Linked DNA regions of Homo sapiens: region 2 is linked to region 1. Evidence: chromatin contacts called from ENCODE Hi-C or POLR2A ChIA-PET data. All regions are on one chromosome and are shown on one strand. The core of a region is the stretch at or near the end of the contact, and the rest is flanking DNA. Distances in the headings are between cores, read along the strand shown. Region 1 has its middle 12 kb from the start of LINC02247. Region 2 holds the start of RXRA (retinoid X receptor alpha).

Region 1 (6,790 bases), core at 2,623-5,122:
GGCCACTGTGCAATTGTCCTGGTGCTTCAGTTTCCTCGTCAGTTTCCTCGCCAGTTCATAAGTTGTCCTGAGAATAGAGAGGCCTGGGGCATGGCCCTGGTTCGGAGGAAGGGTTGGGTGCTTTTATCAGGACTGTGTGTAAAAGCGAATGCAGAAAAGGACAGTCCAGAGGGTGGCAGAGCTGGGGCAGAGCAGGGAACGGGTAGTTTGTTGACATCTTTCTGCTTTTCTGTGGCTTCCACGTTTGCTAAAACTGGTCTGTTGACTTTCAGGGGGAGCCAACGGCTGTGTGTGGCGGACTTGGCAGGCAGAGGCAGCCTGCGGGCAGCCACAGCGGACAGCACAGCGGCCCCCACCTGGGAGGTGGCTCCCAGGACAGAATGCCTCACTGGCCCGGGGCTGCAGGAAGCCTGGGGGGCGGCCGTTCTGCCAGGCCAAGTCCCAAGTGCAAGCTTCACTGACAGCACTGTTTGGGGGACTGACGGCACCGTTTGGGGTATGGACGGCACCGTCTGGGCAACGGACGGCACCATCTGGGGTGCAGACGGCACCATCTGGGGGACGGACGGCACTGTCTGGGGGGCAGACGGCACTGTTTGGGGGTGGGGGATGGGTGCAGGGGCCAAGTGATGCTGAGGAGCAAATAATGAAAAGACCCATGTGTTTGGTTATATTTCAATATGACATTTTTAAAACAATACACAAAAGGTATATCCCAGTGTTTTGGGGGGCCAAGGTAGGAGGATCTGTTGAGGCCAGGAGTTCAAGACCAGCCTGGACAACATAGTAAGACGCCCCACAACCTACAAAAAAAAAATAAGAATTAGCCAGGTATGGTGCCGCGTGCCTGTAGTCTCAGCTACTCAGTAGGCGAGGAAGGAGGATGGCTTGAGCCCAGGAGGTCGAGGCTACAGTGAGCTACGATCATACCACTGCACTCCAGCCTGGGTGACAGAGCTAGACCCTGTCTCTAAAGAAAAATTAAAAATAAATAAATAAAAGGCCTAAAATGAAAACAATGAGGGGGCTGAATTACCAGGGGTTCAAAATTGGGGTAGACTTCAGAATTTTTTTTTTTTTTTGAGGCAGAGTTTCGCTCTTGTTGCCCAGGCTGGAGTGCAATGGCATGATCTCAGCTCACTGCAACCTCCACCTCCCGGGTTCAAGTGATTCTCCTGCCTCAGGCCTCCGGAGTAGCCAGGATTACAGGTGCCTGCCACTACGCCTGGCTAATTTTTTGTACTTTTAGTAGAGACGGGATTTCATCATGTTGGCCAGGTTGGTCTTGAACTCCTGACCTCAGGTGATCTGTCTGCCTCAGCCTCCCAAAGTGCAAGGATTACAGGCATGAGCCACCACGCCCAGCTGACTTCAGAATTTTCAAATATGCATACCTGGGTTCTACCTTGTGAGGGTTCTGAGATGAGTCATGACACTTCACACACACACACACACACACACACACACACCATATACACAGATGCACACCACACAGACACACATCACACACACAGACACACACCACACCACACACTCACCATACATGCAGACACACACACAGACACACACACACACCACAAACACACGCACACAGACACAGGTCCAGTGAGGTTCACAGATCCCACAGCGGGCAGAGTGTCGGGCAGGTGCGGCTCACCCGGAGGAACGGACACGGCCCCGGGCCCAGCAGCAGTGCCGGTTCCCTCCTCAGGAACACACCTTGAGAAGCACTTGGTGGGGGGTCTTTGCAGGACTCTGAGGTCCGTGAAGCTCAAGCTATGACTCTGTAGTAGGACACGCCCACCCCAGGCTGGAGGGTCCTGGGGACACGCAGAGGTGAGGGGAGCTTTCCGGGGGGCACGTCCATGGCCAGCTCGTTCCTCCAGGAGTTGGCACCTTCCATGAGGGGAGAGCAGCACCTTGTCCTGGGGCCCCAGGGAGCAGACCACCCAGGGCTGTGCTTTTGTGGGGGTGGTCCCCAGAGCCCCTGCCCCTGCTTGTGAAAAATGCAGGTTTCCAGGCCCCGCCCCAGACCCACCGGCACAAACACACGGGGACCAAAGCACCCCTGCTGGTGCCCAGAGGCCCCACAATGCCCTTGCATGGCTGGGCGGTGCCCAGAGCCCCCACAATGCCCTCAGGTGGTCGGACAGTGCTCAGAGCCCCCCAAGATGCCCTCGCGTGGTCAGACAGTGCACAGAGCCCCCCACGATGCCCTTGCGTGGTCGGACAGTGCACAGAGCCCCCCAACAATGCCCTCGCGTAGCTGGGCCTCTACCTGTGGCCCTGGACATTTTAGGGTGAACACTGATTCCCAGTCTTTGTGGAAAGTGAAGTGAAGGAGACAGGGAGGGTGGGGTCAACCAGAGAATGAATTTGGGCCCCACCCCACCAGGGGTCTTGTGCGCTCTCCAGGCTGGTGGCACCAGGTACACTTGCATTTCAGCCCCTGGGTTTTCAGTAGAAACTCAGAGGTGGGGTGGCGGAGCTCAGCCTCTGCCGCCAGGGTACAGAGCTGCACTGGAGCTGCTCCCTCTGGTCTCACATGTCTGAAACTCACCCTGGCATCTCCTGCCATCCCAGGACACATGAGGGACTCTGAGGGACTCGGCGTGCCAGGAAGGGCTGGGAGCCAGGCTCAGCGGGAGGGCGAGCCCTGAGTGATTGGTCATGTTTGCCACAGTACAGGAGCGGGCCTGGCTGCAAGTTGGGAGGTCTGGGCTTACCACGTCCAGTTGAGGGCTGAGATTCCATCACCAGGAAGCCCTCCAACCTGCCAGAGCATGGGGTCCAGGGGGGTGCTCCCCTCCTGGCAGACGCAGCCTCTCAGGGCATCTGTGGCACTTTCCAAGGCTTCTATGGCACATCCTACCACCTCTCAGCCTATCCTCTCACCGCCCATCCATTGGTCCACCCACCCATCTGTCCACCCATCCACCTATCTGCCCGTCCGACTAGCTCTTGCCAATGTTGGGGGTGGTGGGAGGCAGAGGCGCTGGAGTGGGAGCCGTGGGCTTCCCAACACGGCTCCTCACAGTGCTGCCCTGTAGCCCACCATGGAGCTCAGGTCCCCGCCCACATAGACCGCCCTGGAGCAGGTGTGATGGGTGGCTCACAGGAGGCACCTCCAGATGACCCAGCCAGGGGGCTCGCTGCCAGCCCCGGGAAGGAGTTTAGGGTGGGAGCGGGGAGAGGCTCAGTCTGGCATGGATGACCCCTGTGTTTCCCGGGTGTCCTGCCTCCTGGGACAGGGAAGTAAGGGGACTGGGGTGAACCCAGGGCAGTGGGCACAAGGACAGGTGGATGTAGACGGGGCTCCCAAGGACAGGGTCTCGGCACTGAGCCTGGCCTCTGCTTAGACTGGCCTGGGTCAAGTCTGGCTGCTCCTACATCCTCTGTGTCATTGCTGAACCTCTCAGAGCCTCAGTGTCCTCATGTGTGAAATGGGGACGCTGGCTCTCGCCTCACTGAACCAATGTGCATGTAAAGCAATGGGCACCATGCTGGGCACACTCACTCGCCAAGGAGGCAGGAGCCCCACGCTCCCAGGACAGGCTCATCCGCAGCAAGAGGCAGAGACTGAGGCCTCCTGGTCGACCGCCAACTTCTCCTGGGAGGCGTCCCGCCAGCTCCTGGCTGCGTAAGAGAATGAACGTGTCAGGGAAAGTGCCCAAACCCTTGCAAGAGGGAAAGAACGTGAGAGGGAGGGGAAAGAGGCAGCTTGTGCCAAGATGGTTAAAACAACGCTATTCATACAGCAAAGAACTGGAAACCTCCCAGGTGCCCAACAATGGGGCTCGGGGAAGCCAGCGGCCAGGAAGGCAGCTGTACGGGCCCAGTCGGCACACGGCGCTGGGAGGGTTGGCAGCAGAGGCGGGGAGGGGCAGGATGGCGGCACGGGCGCGCCAGCCACAGCAACACAGCCGATCACGCTTAGTGGGCCAGAGGGCAAGGCGGGGGGGGAGGGGGGGACACACATGGGAACAGTGGCTTGGAGTCTTCTGTGTCCTAGTCCCCAGCTCTGTGGGGAGCCCCAAGTCTTGCTGCCCTCCTGACGGCACAGCAAAGGGGCTTTGGAGTCAGACAGTTGGGGCCTGAACCCAGACCTGTCATTACCAATGGTGCCATTGCTGGCCAGTGGTTCCACGTTGCTGGGCCTCAGTTTCCCCACCTCCAAATGGGGAAGGCGTAGTTCCATTAGGCAGAGAACAGGGGTCCATTAGGCTGGGGCAGGGGCAACCTTCCTCACTGGACAGTGGGGTTGCCAGTGGAAGGGGTTCTGGGGACCCTGGAAATGCAGACTGCCTCCAACCTCTGACTCTTCCAGAATTGGAGCCCCCGTACTGTCCCTACCCTCACAGTGAGCCACCCCTCGATGTGAGCTGATCTCCTGAGCCTGTCAGGCAACAGCTGCCCACAGACCTCTGGCTTCTGCAGAGGGGAGCCCAGAGGAGCAGAGGGGATGCGCAGGTGTAGGGAGGAGGCCCCAACTGTGTCTCCACCACAGCCTAGGCCAGAGCTCAGGAGGTGGCGACGCAGCCAGTGGGGAGAGCCCAGAGTCTGGGGGTTGGAGAAGAGACTGGAGCCCTCAGTGTCGGCGTGACCAGGGCTGGGGCCGGGAGCTGTGTCTGTGGATCCCTCCGATTCCTGTACTCAGGGCCCTGCTGGAGGCAGCCTCAAGGCAGGAGCCCTAGGCAGGGTGAGGGCAGAACCCGCTGGCTCAGGGCGGCCGTGAGCCATCGGGAGGCACTCAGGAGCACGCAGGGAGCCAGGCCCCGGCTAAGCCAAGCCGCGGCTCAAATGTGGGACTCTCCCGGGATCCTTCGAGATGCCTCCTGCCACGTCCCTCTGAGACCGGCATGTTAGAAAGCCCTTTCTTGGTCATCCCTTTATTGGGTTCACAGCCATCAGCACCATTTTACAAATGTTTTTACAGACAAGAAAACCAAGTCTTGGCAGGTCCTCGCAGATGACAGTGGCAGAACCAGTATTCAAACTCAGGTCTTGAGTGAGCCCTTGTCCTCTTTCTGCTGAACCACACTGCCTCTCCCCAATGGCCTCACGAGGGATGGGGTGGTACCGCCTGCGGCTTCTGCATCTGAGCCCACTCACTGCCTGGCCACCAGATAGATTGCAGCATCCACCTGCCCTTGTCCCCCATGTCCCCCACCCCAGGGACCATGCCAGCCCTTCCCTTCCTCCTCTGGGTGGACGGCACTGGGCCCAGGCTCTGCCGGACCTGGTGGTGGCTCCACCGGAACCCGCGAGAAGAGCTGAGCACGTACAAGCCATTTTCTCGGATGAGTTATAATTTTCCTTCATTTCCCCTTCAAAACACACTAATTAAACGGACATTGTTGAGGCGGTCAATTGAAATGCAAAAAAGCATCCTCTTTCTAAAGAACATCCCCATTTCTTTGGAGGCAATTGTGTGCATTGTGTTAACTGGGCAGGGACACGAAGCGCACACACGTGGACACATGCACACACGAGCAGACGTGCACACACACACACGCATGACTGCATATGTGCATCCATAAGCACAAACGTGCATGCGTGTGTGCGTCCACACACACGAACCCGGCGGAGACACTCAGTCTCACCTGAGCGCGCTTTCGTGCCCAGCACCAGGACTGTTCCGATGTCAGCCACGGTCACCAGGGCACCGATAGACTCAGGGAGTTCTTTTCTCCCGCAGCTGCCGGGGCACTGTCTCAGGAGCGTCCGCTGGAGGCCCCATCCCGCCATTCCAGGGGTCTCCTCCCTGGCCAGCCACTCCCACAAGGTATTGTCTCTTCTGTGCCCCCATCTCCGTCCTCACCTCCGTCCTCACCTCTGCCCCCACAGACGTTTCTGGACCCAGCCTGGAGACGGGGGAGGCAGGTAGCCTTGACAGACCTGGCCGGACCCGGACCCCTGTCTTAGGGCAGAGAGGACGGCTCCAGCTTGGAGCCCAAACACCAGGGAGGCAGCTGGGACTTGCAGGTCACCAAGGGCTTCCCTGGGGCACCACCCTCCTTTTGAAGTGTAACGCTTTATTTTTTTCATCAAGATATGGAAAACACACAGGGAAGTGTACAGAGAATAAGTAAATTGTCACAAAGCCATGGTCTGTGTAAGCACCACTCAGGCCAAGGGCAGGTACTTCCACCCCCTGCAAGACCCGAAGCCCCCCGGGCCCTTCCCAATCACACCCGCACACCCCTCTCCTGACTCCCAATATCTGAGGCTGCCTTTGCCTGTGTCCAGCTTTAGGCAAACAAGCTCGTTTCTTATTTTGTGTCTGGCTTCCTTCACCCAGCTCTGTGTGAGGCCCCGTGCTGCGTGTCGGTGGCCACATGCTCGTGTGTCTGCCTGGCCCACGGCGGAGGGACACCTCGGACCCTCCGGGCCCCTCCCTTGCTCCTGCTGCCCAAAGATCCTGCCAGCCCTACCCTTGCCAGGGCCAGGTACCCTGATGCAGATGGAGGGCCAGAGGCCTCCGTGGGGAGGTGAGGGACCTGCGGGCCCCCTGAGAGCCCACCGTCCTGAGGCCACCATACGGCCAGAGGTCCCTCAGGACGTGGGTCATGAGACTGTCCTTCTGCAACCCACACCTAGCCATGGAACCCTTGGGCCATGGCTGCCCCTGTGACCGCTGATGGTGGCAAAGTGCAGCTTGGCCTAAAGATATTCTGACTCCATTTATTTGTCACCTGTGTCTGGATCTTGGTGGGGACAAATCTTCTAGACTGTGTCTGTACCTAGGGAGAAAGGAGGAGTCAGATGCATTGGTGGGGGGCACAGGGAG
Region 2 (6,790 bases), core at 1,899-4,398, 43 kb before region 1:
ACTCAGAGCACCCGCCCCCCACCAGCCCTTCCTAGGGGCCCAGCTCGTCCCATCCACATCTGGGCAGAGGGTCACAGCTGCATGCTCGGGTCCAGGCCCAGCAGCCAGCCCTAGGCAAGGTTGGAGGCTAGCAAGCCAGGGCCACCATCGGACTGGGCCATTTTTCTCTCCCTGACACCTCCCCAGTCAACAAACAGGGCCCCTCCAGAGTTTACCAAAACAAACACCCTGCCGTCGGGCAGCGCCCGCGCTAAAAGACGCCCTCGTCAGGCCCGAGCGGGACTCCAAGCCCAGCCTCCTGAGAGTCACATGACCCTGTTATTTCGGGAGGCCCCGGAATGTGCTCTATTTTGGGTCCCAAGGGCTCTGATGTTACCAGAAGCCCCTCACACAGGCTGCAAGCTCACCCAGGCCCCCAAGTGCCCCAACTCCAAGAGTGGTCAGCGGGCCTACAGCTTTGCCACCGGGTCTCTCCACAGGCGCATGGGGTCTGGTGTGGTCTGAGACCTTTGGACTCTGTGGACTCCGCCTGAGTCCCACCATTCAGGATAAGGCCAGCGGGGGCCTTCTCCCCGGCAGGCGTGGGAGCGCGGCCAGCCCCGGGCAGCAGGGCCAGGAAGCTGGGGCTGCCTCTGGCGAGTCCCTCGGCCTTGCTTTCCTTCCAGATCTGGACGCTGCACTCATCCCTGCCCTCACTGAGCGGCTCGGTGGACACCGACTGGGATCCTCTCCCTGCCCACCAAGCCCAGCGGTAGTGAATGCTGGGAGGAGGAAGCCCTCTCTACCCCAGACCCCAAAAGCGGCTGGGCAGCTGTAAGGGGTGGCCGAGTCTCCCCAGCAGCTCCAGGTCTGACCGGTCGGCCAGCCGGGCCAAGACAAGCCAGGCCCTCCACCACCACTCACCCCGAGGAGGGATTAGGCTGTGTTGACAAAAGGGCTTAGAAAAGTAGCCGCTTAAATGGACCTTCGACTGCTCTGGACTTCAGAGCTGGTCACAAGCTTAGAAAAAAAATAAAATGTAATCAGAGCCCAGGGCTCTCTGCTCAGCCCTGGGGCGTGGGCTGCCTGGGAGGCCATGGGCCGGTCGGGAGAGCTGCTGCTCGAGAACAGAAGACTCCTAGCTTCCTTGTGGCAGGGGAGTGCCCAGGGAGATCCCTGGGGCAGTGGCTCGGAGGCACGACCTCTCCTCCTCACAGGGACTCCAGCAAGCCACCATGGCGACTGGGCACCCCTTGCTCCCTCGCCCTACATCCACCAACTCCGTGGACTATCCCTGTCCCACCCGGAGCATTAGAAACAGGGACCTGTTCGGTTCTCAGTACTCAGCTGAAGTGCAACCAGCCAGGCCCCTGCCACGTCCAGGGGCCAGACACTGAGCTGAGCATTCTTGTTCCAGAGGAATCGTCTGGGAGAGCCTAGCTCTGTGTGTGTGGATGTGTGTGTGCACATGTGTGAGTGCAAAGCTTTAACAGGGAAAGGCAGCCCCAGCCCACTCCACACTGCACTCGGTCACAGACAGCGCAGCATTCCCTCCTGCCTCACACTCAGCAGTACCACGAGCTGGGGGTGCTAATCCCAAATCCACCACCTTGTATCCTGGGGGCTCAGCCTCTCCCAGCCAGTTTTCTCATCTGCAAAATGGGCATGAGCGCCCACCCCTGGAGGCTGAGCCCTGGAGCTCATTCAAGGCCTCGAGCCCACCACTCCATCATGACAGAGGCAGGGAGTAAGCGTTAGGTCTGACAAACCTGGAACCCACCGCCTGCCCCGGTCACGGGGCAGCACACCTGCCTGTGAGTAGCAGAGGTACTCAGACTCTCACCCTCACATCCAGGAGGGGCTAGGTCCATGCTGGCTCCCCTTGATGCCCCATCTCACTAAACATCCCTGCAGCTACATTGGCTTCTGAGCACCTCCTGGGGTGGCCAAGCTGCACCCCAGGCTGCAGGGAGGGTGGGCAGGAGGGGCTACGGATGGCGGGGGCTTCATTCATAATCAGCTGTTTCGATTTCCATTCAGCACAAATCCTTCACCCGGCCTGACAGCCTGGCTGCCGTCCCACCACCAAATTAATATCCTTCCCGGAGCTAATTTATAAAGTCTCCCCCTTCTCACTAGCTTCCAAACCCTTGGGAGGGCAATGGGTGGGGGCCCCAGCCATGCCCTCTCCCCCTTCTCGGTAGGTCTGGGCCTGGAGTTGGCGGGCAGTCTGGGATAGGAAGCTACCGGGCGGGATGGCAGGAGGAGGAGGGAAACTGACCCTACGCGCCTCTGCGCTGTCCTGCTCACAAATGGAGAGCCAGCCTGGGAGAACACCCGGGGGTGCCAGAGTGAGGGGCCCCATTTCTGGAATGGGGCCTTCCCAGGTCTGACGTTCTGTTCATACAGCCCCGGGGGACCCTGCCCACCCGGGCGTGGGCTGCTTTGGGGATAACAGGGTCCCAGTCTGTTTCCTGGGCGGACACACACCCAAGGGCCAGCGGCCTGCTAGAAGCCGCAGCCCGACGGGCGGGCGGCGCAGAGGCCGCTCGGGGCCCAGCGCGCCGTCCCGGTCCCCAGGCCAGGGAGGCCGGAGCCGCGGAGCGCAGAAGTTGCTCCTCCCGCTCCGGCCGGGTTCCTGTGCGGCGCGGCTGCAGCTGGGCGCCGGGGCGCAGGCGGCCGCCGGTGAGCGGGAGACCCCTCCTCGTCCCGGGCGAACCTGCCACCCGCCCCCCGGCCCCGCCGCCCGCCCGCTGCCCAGCCCCGCCCCGGCCCCGCGAAAAGTTGCCCCGGGTCGACCCTCCCCGGGCCCGGCGCCCGAACTCACGCGAAGGTCGGCGAGGGGTCCGAGCGGGGCCCGGGCCGGCGACCCCCCGCGCGCGCCGCCAACGCGCCCCCGGCCCCCTCCCGCCCGCCGGCCCCCGGCCCCCGGCCCCGTCCCCGCCCGGCCCGGCGAGCACTCACCGAGCGGCAGGAAATGTTTGGTGTCCATGTCTGCGACTAACTCATGCCCGGCCGGCGGCGCAGGCAGCGGGCGGCGGGCGCGGCGGCCCCCGGCGCGGCCGGCCCGGGCCCGGGCGGCGGGGAGCCGGCGGCTGCGGTGGCGGCGGCGGCGCGCGGAGGCCGCGGCGCGGCGAGTTGTTGCAAAAGTCGCCCAACAATGTAAACTACTTGTGTCTGCGCGCCGCCGCCGCGCGCGCCCGGCCCGCGCCCCCGCCGCCGCGCGCCCGCGCCCCGCTCCGACCGCGGCGCTGCGGCGCCGGCGGGGGGGTGGCGGGGGGCCCGCGACGGGCGCTGACTCGGCGCAGCGCCGCCGCCACCGCTCGGCCCGCGCCCCGCCCGCCCAGCCCCGCCCGGAGCGCGCCCCCCTCCGCCGCCGCCGCCCCGCGATCGCCGCCCGCCCGGCCGCCGAGTTGAGAGCGCCGTGCAAACTTGCGAGTTCGCCTCCGCCAGGGGTTCCCGGGAGCCGCGAGGAGGCGGCGTGGGAGGGGGCGGGGCGCAGAGGGAGCGGGGCGGGGGCGGGGGCGGGAGCAGAACTCCCTCCCCGGGCCCGCCACACACTCGCGCACACACACACTTGCGCGCAAGGGCCCGGAGGAGGCGGAGAGCCGGGCCGGGAGCCCAGCGGCCGGGCCATTGTCTGCGCGGCCACACAAAGCGGCCGGGCGGTGGCCGCGAGGGGACCCCGGCCCGGGCCAGGCAAGCGCAGAGCCGGGCGGGATGGCCGCGGCACCCATACCTCGCACCCCGCCGCGGCGGACACGTGGGGAAACTGAGGCCCGGGAGTGGCGATGTGCCCCAACGGCAGAGGACAAGCTCCTCGTCCGGGGAAGGTTTCGTCTTCCGGACGCTACCCCCGGTCCACCCCACACTTTCACGCCCTACCCCCACGGAGAGACCCACGAGCCCACCGGGAACGAGGAGGGGTGCGCGCTTCGCCTCCTCATCGACCCGCACTCCTGGGACCCCTCTTCAAAGGCACCAGGCTGGGCAGGCGCTGCCCGGAGTTGGACACAGACTTTGTGGCCGGTGGCTATTTTTATACCCTGGGTAGTTCTCTGCCTGACTTTTAAATTCACGATTTGTTTGAAAACGAAAGGAAGCACTCCTGCCCCGGGACAGCTCGGGCCGCCTCCGCCGCGCGCCGCCCGCCGCCCGCCGTCTCGGGCGGCTGGAATTCGGATTTGGGTGTGAGCTACCTGCGCGCCGCCAAGCCCAGCCTTCCTGAGCAGGCGCCGAGGCGCCCCGCCGCGCCCTCCCTCCGCACCCCCACCGCGAGCTTGCTGACCACCTAGACCTAAGGGCCCGGGCTGCGAGGCACAGGGACTGACCATTCACGCAGGCTGCGCGTGGTGGCCCGGGTCAGGGGACGCTAATGGGGAGGGAGGTGAGGAGGTGATGACCGCGTGTGGACAGCCATGACACGGCCCAAAGATAACAGCCCGAGACCAGAGAGGTGTCCTGCTGCCTGGGTGCCCCTCAAGTCGGGCCACCCGGAGCTGGGTTCCACGAGGGCTCCGGTGGCCTGTTCCGGTGGGAGGTCTTGGTTCCACTTGGGACAGAAGTGCCCTGGTTGGGCAGCCCACCCCCAGCACAGCCAGAGCCCAAGGCAGCCCTCTCCCCCTCCCCCTCTTCACTGACCCCTGGGCCCCTACCAAAGGCCACCCCGTCCCCCTATTCACACACCCTGTCCAACAGGCAGCCTGCCCCACTCCCTCCGGGATGAGGGCCACTGTTGACACCTGGTCCTCACCCACTGTGGTTACAGCCACAACAGACCCACTTCCCCACTGCACATGGCATGCCGGCCCAACCCACTGCCCTTCTAAAACTGAGTTCCTCCTGCCAGGGAGGGGGGCGGCAAACAAAGGATAGGACTGAGAAAGAGCCCCCGTAAGCACCAACATACACTGCAAAAGTGCCATGTGCCCGCCGCGTTCCAGGCCTGTCTCTGTGACTGCTTGGGCCCCTCCTGACTGTACTCAGGTTGGGGGGTTGGGGGGGAGTCCCAGATAGACAAGGCCTGGGCCAGATTGCAGGTCCACCTCCTACCAACCGTGTGGCCTAGCTGGGTCACTTCCCTCCTTGTATCTCAGTTTTCTCATCTGTAAAGTGGGAACAACCACTCCCTCCTCACTGAGTCACTGAGATGACTAAGTGAGATAATATGGAGAGTCTGCGCTCGGGAGGACGAGCTCGGTGTGACAGTTATTGTGATGATGATGATGATGAAATGACGCTGAATTAGGCAGGCCGTTCGCCTATGCTCAGTGCAGGGAGAGCAAGGCTCTATCCAGCCAAAGGGCTCAGGCAGCTTTTGGGATCACTGGTTCTTGAGTCAGGTTTTGGAGCAGGGAGGTTCCATCAGGCAGTGGCCGCCCAGGCAGCAGGGCCGGCTGAGCAGCGGCCTGCAGAGAGAAGGAGCAGCAGGCCGCGGACGGCAGGTCAGGACACGCCAGGCAATGGTGGGAAGGCTGGGCTGAAGTGTCTGAGGTCACCTCCCAATAGTGGGCGGTGTGGCATGCTGGACTCTCCACCCCACCCCCATCTCACTCCTTGTCCCTGAAAACTCAAGACTCAGGAGCTGTTGGTGCCTGGAGTCGGGGAGGCACATGCAGACAGATTTCCATGTGGGTTCCTCCTGGGAAGGCTGAAGGTTCCAGAAGGGCCCTCTGTTCCTAAGAAACACCGGAAGGCGTCATCCCCTGCTCTAGAGACCACGTGGAGAGCGCACGGAGTCCGGAGTCCTGCAGATCTGGGCTCACATCCAGCCTCTGTGCCCACAGACGGTGAATGGCTCTCAGCCCCGCCCTTCTCTTCCATGGGGCAGGGGCCTGGGTGCTCGGCCGCCGAAAACACACCAGGTCCTTGATGGAAAATGACGATGCCGCTTGTTATTTCTGTGGCCACTACTTTTTATCCTCCCCCTCAGTTTGGAGCTTTTTGGTGCAAATGATTCTACACGAAACCTCCCGGGATAGTGGCTGCCCCATATGAAATGGCCAGGTCTGAGCCAGCCATGGAAAAAAACACCCCAGCCTTCCCACCATGTGCTGCTACAGCCAAAACTATTTTTATAGTAGTATCCATTTATTCACAACCTGCGATCTAAGAAGGTTTTGTTTTTTTGTTTTTTTGTTTGGGTCTTTTTTTTTTTAATTTCCCTGAGGGACGCTTTTTAAGGTACTTTGGCCTATTTCATATGCCTGTCTCGGCTCAGTCTTGTAAACAGTCCCGGGAATTGCTTGTTGAATAATATTTTTAAAGGCTGGTCTCTGTGCTGGCTGAGCATGAGGAAGCTGGCGTCTGGGTGGACTGCTCCCAGAAGTTCCCAGGACACCAACGGGGCTCTAAGCTGCTTCCAGAGGTTCCCTGTGGTCCTGAGCTGGTCACTAGCAGGACCTCACAGGGGTTTGGGGAGCTCAGCCTCCAACAAGGGAGGCCAAGGGCTTGGGTACTGCTGGGCAAGGTGGCCCGATCTGTCCCCAAGCACCTCAGCCTAAGGGGACTCTCTCTCACATCCGTTGTGGCTCCTTTGGGGACAACACCTTTTGTCTGTGGTGACCGATGATGACTCGAGCTGGGAAGTAGAGCCGAAAGCTCAGAGAGGCAAGGGGCCACCCGGCAGGTCCACATGGAACTGGGACTAGGCCCAGGGGTCCCAGCCCGAACCCCCTTTCTCAGTCATAGCTTGTCTCTCCATCAGTCTAGAGGGAAACACTCAAGCCACTTGTCCACACCTGGGCTCCAGTCTGTTCTGCTGAGTGGAGAGGAAGAGAAAGGATAGGAGGGAGGGGAGAGGAGAGGACAG

The links. Hi-C counts contacts between places; a loop is a spot of excess contacts on that map. ChIA-PET counts read pairs that join two places held with the same protein, here RNA polymerase II (POLR2A). Pooled maps may share reads with other maps.
Region 2: a map of ascending aorta shows a loop between it and region 1 (4-fold over the local background). The contact joins the promoter of RXRA here to the enhancer-like site in region 1. A Hi-C loop is called at or near these places in 9 of 168 maps with a recorded cell type or tissue (Caco-2, Right ventricle myocardium inferior, aorta and 6 more) and 14 of 50 pooled maps. POLR2A ChIA-PET finds 5 or more read pairs at or near these places in 7 of 52 experiments (BJ, CD4-positive, alpha-beta T cell, HEK293 and 4 more).

What each region holds. Positions count from the first base shown.
Region 1 is chr9:134,280,258-134,287,047 of GRCh38, reverse strand. No RefSeq gene overlaps it. Among named protein-coding and RNA genes, the nearest start is that of LINC02247, 12 kb to the left of the region's middle. Within about 2 kb of position 3,872, at least 13 of the 41 ENCODE cell types and tissues checked have a DNase peak (open chromatin) inside an H3K27ac peak, as active enhancers do; they include ascending aorta, gastrocnemius medialis, heart left ventricle and 1 more, where a contact is called at or near this core.
Region 2 is chr9:134,322,813-134,329,602 of GRCh38, reverse strand. It overlaps RXRA (retinoid X receptor alpha), which reads right to left and starts at 3,148. Exons shown (of 10, transcript NM_002957.6): 1 at 2,944-3,148. The coding sequence starts at 2,971. RefSeq lists enhancers at 3-932, 933-1,862 and silencers at 2,473-2,612, 3,351-3,400, 3,471-3,650.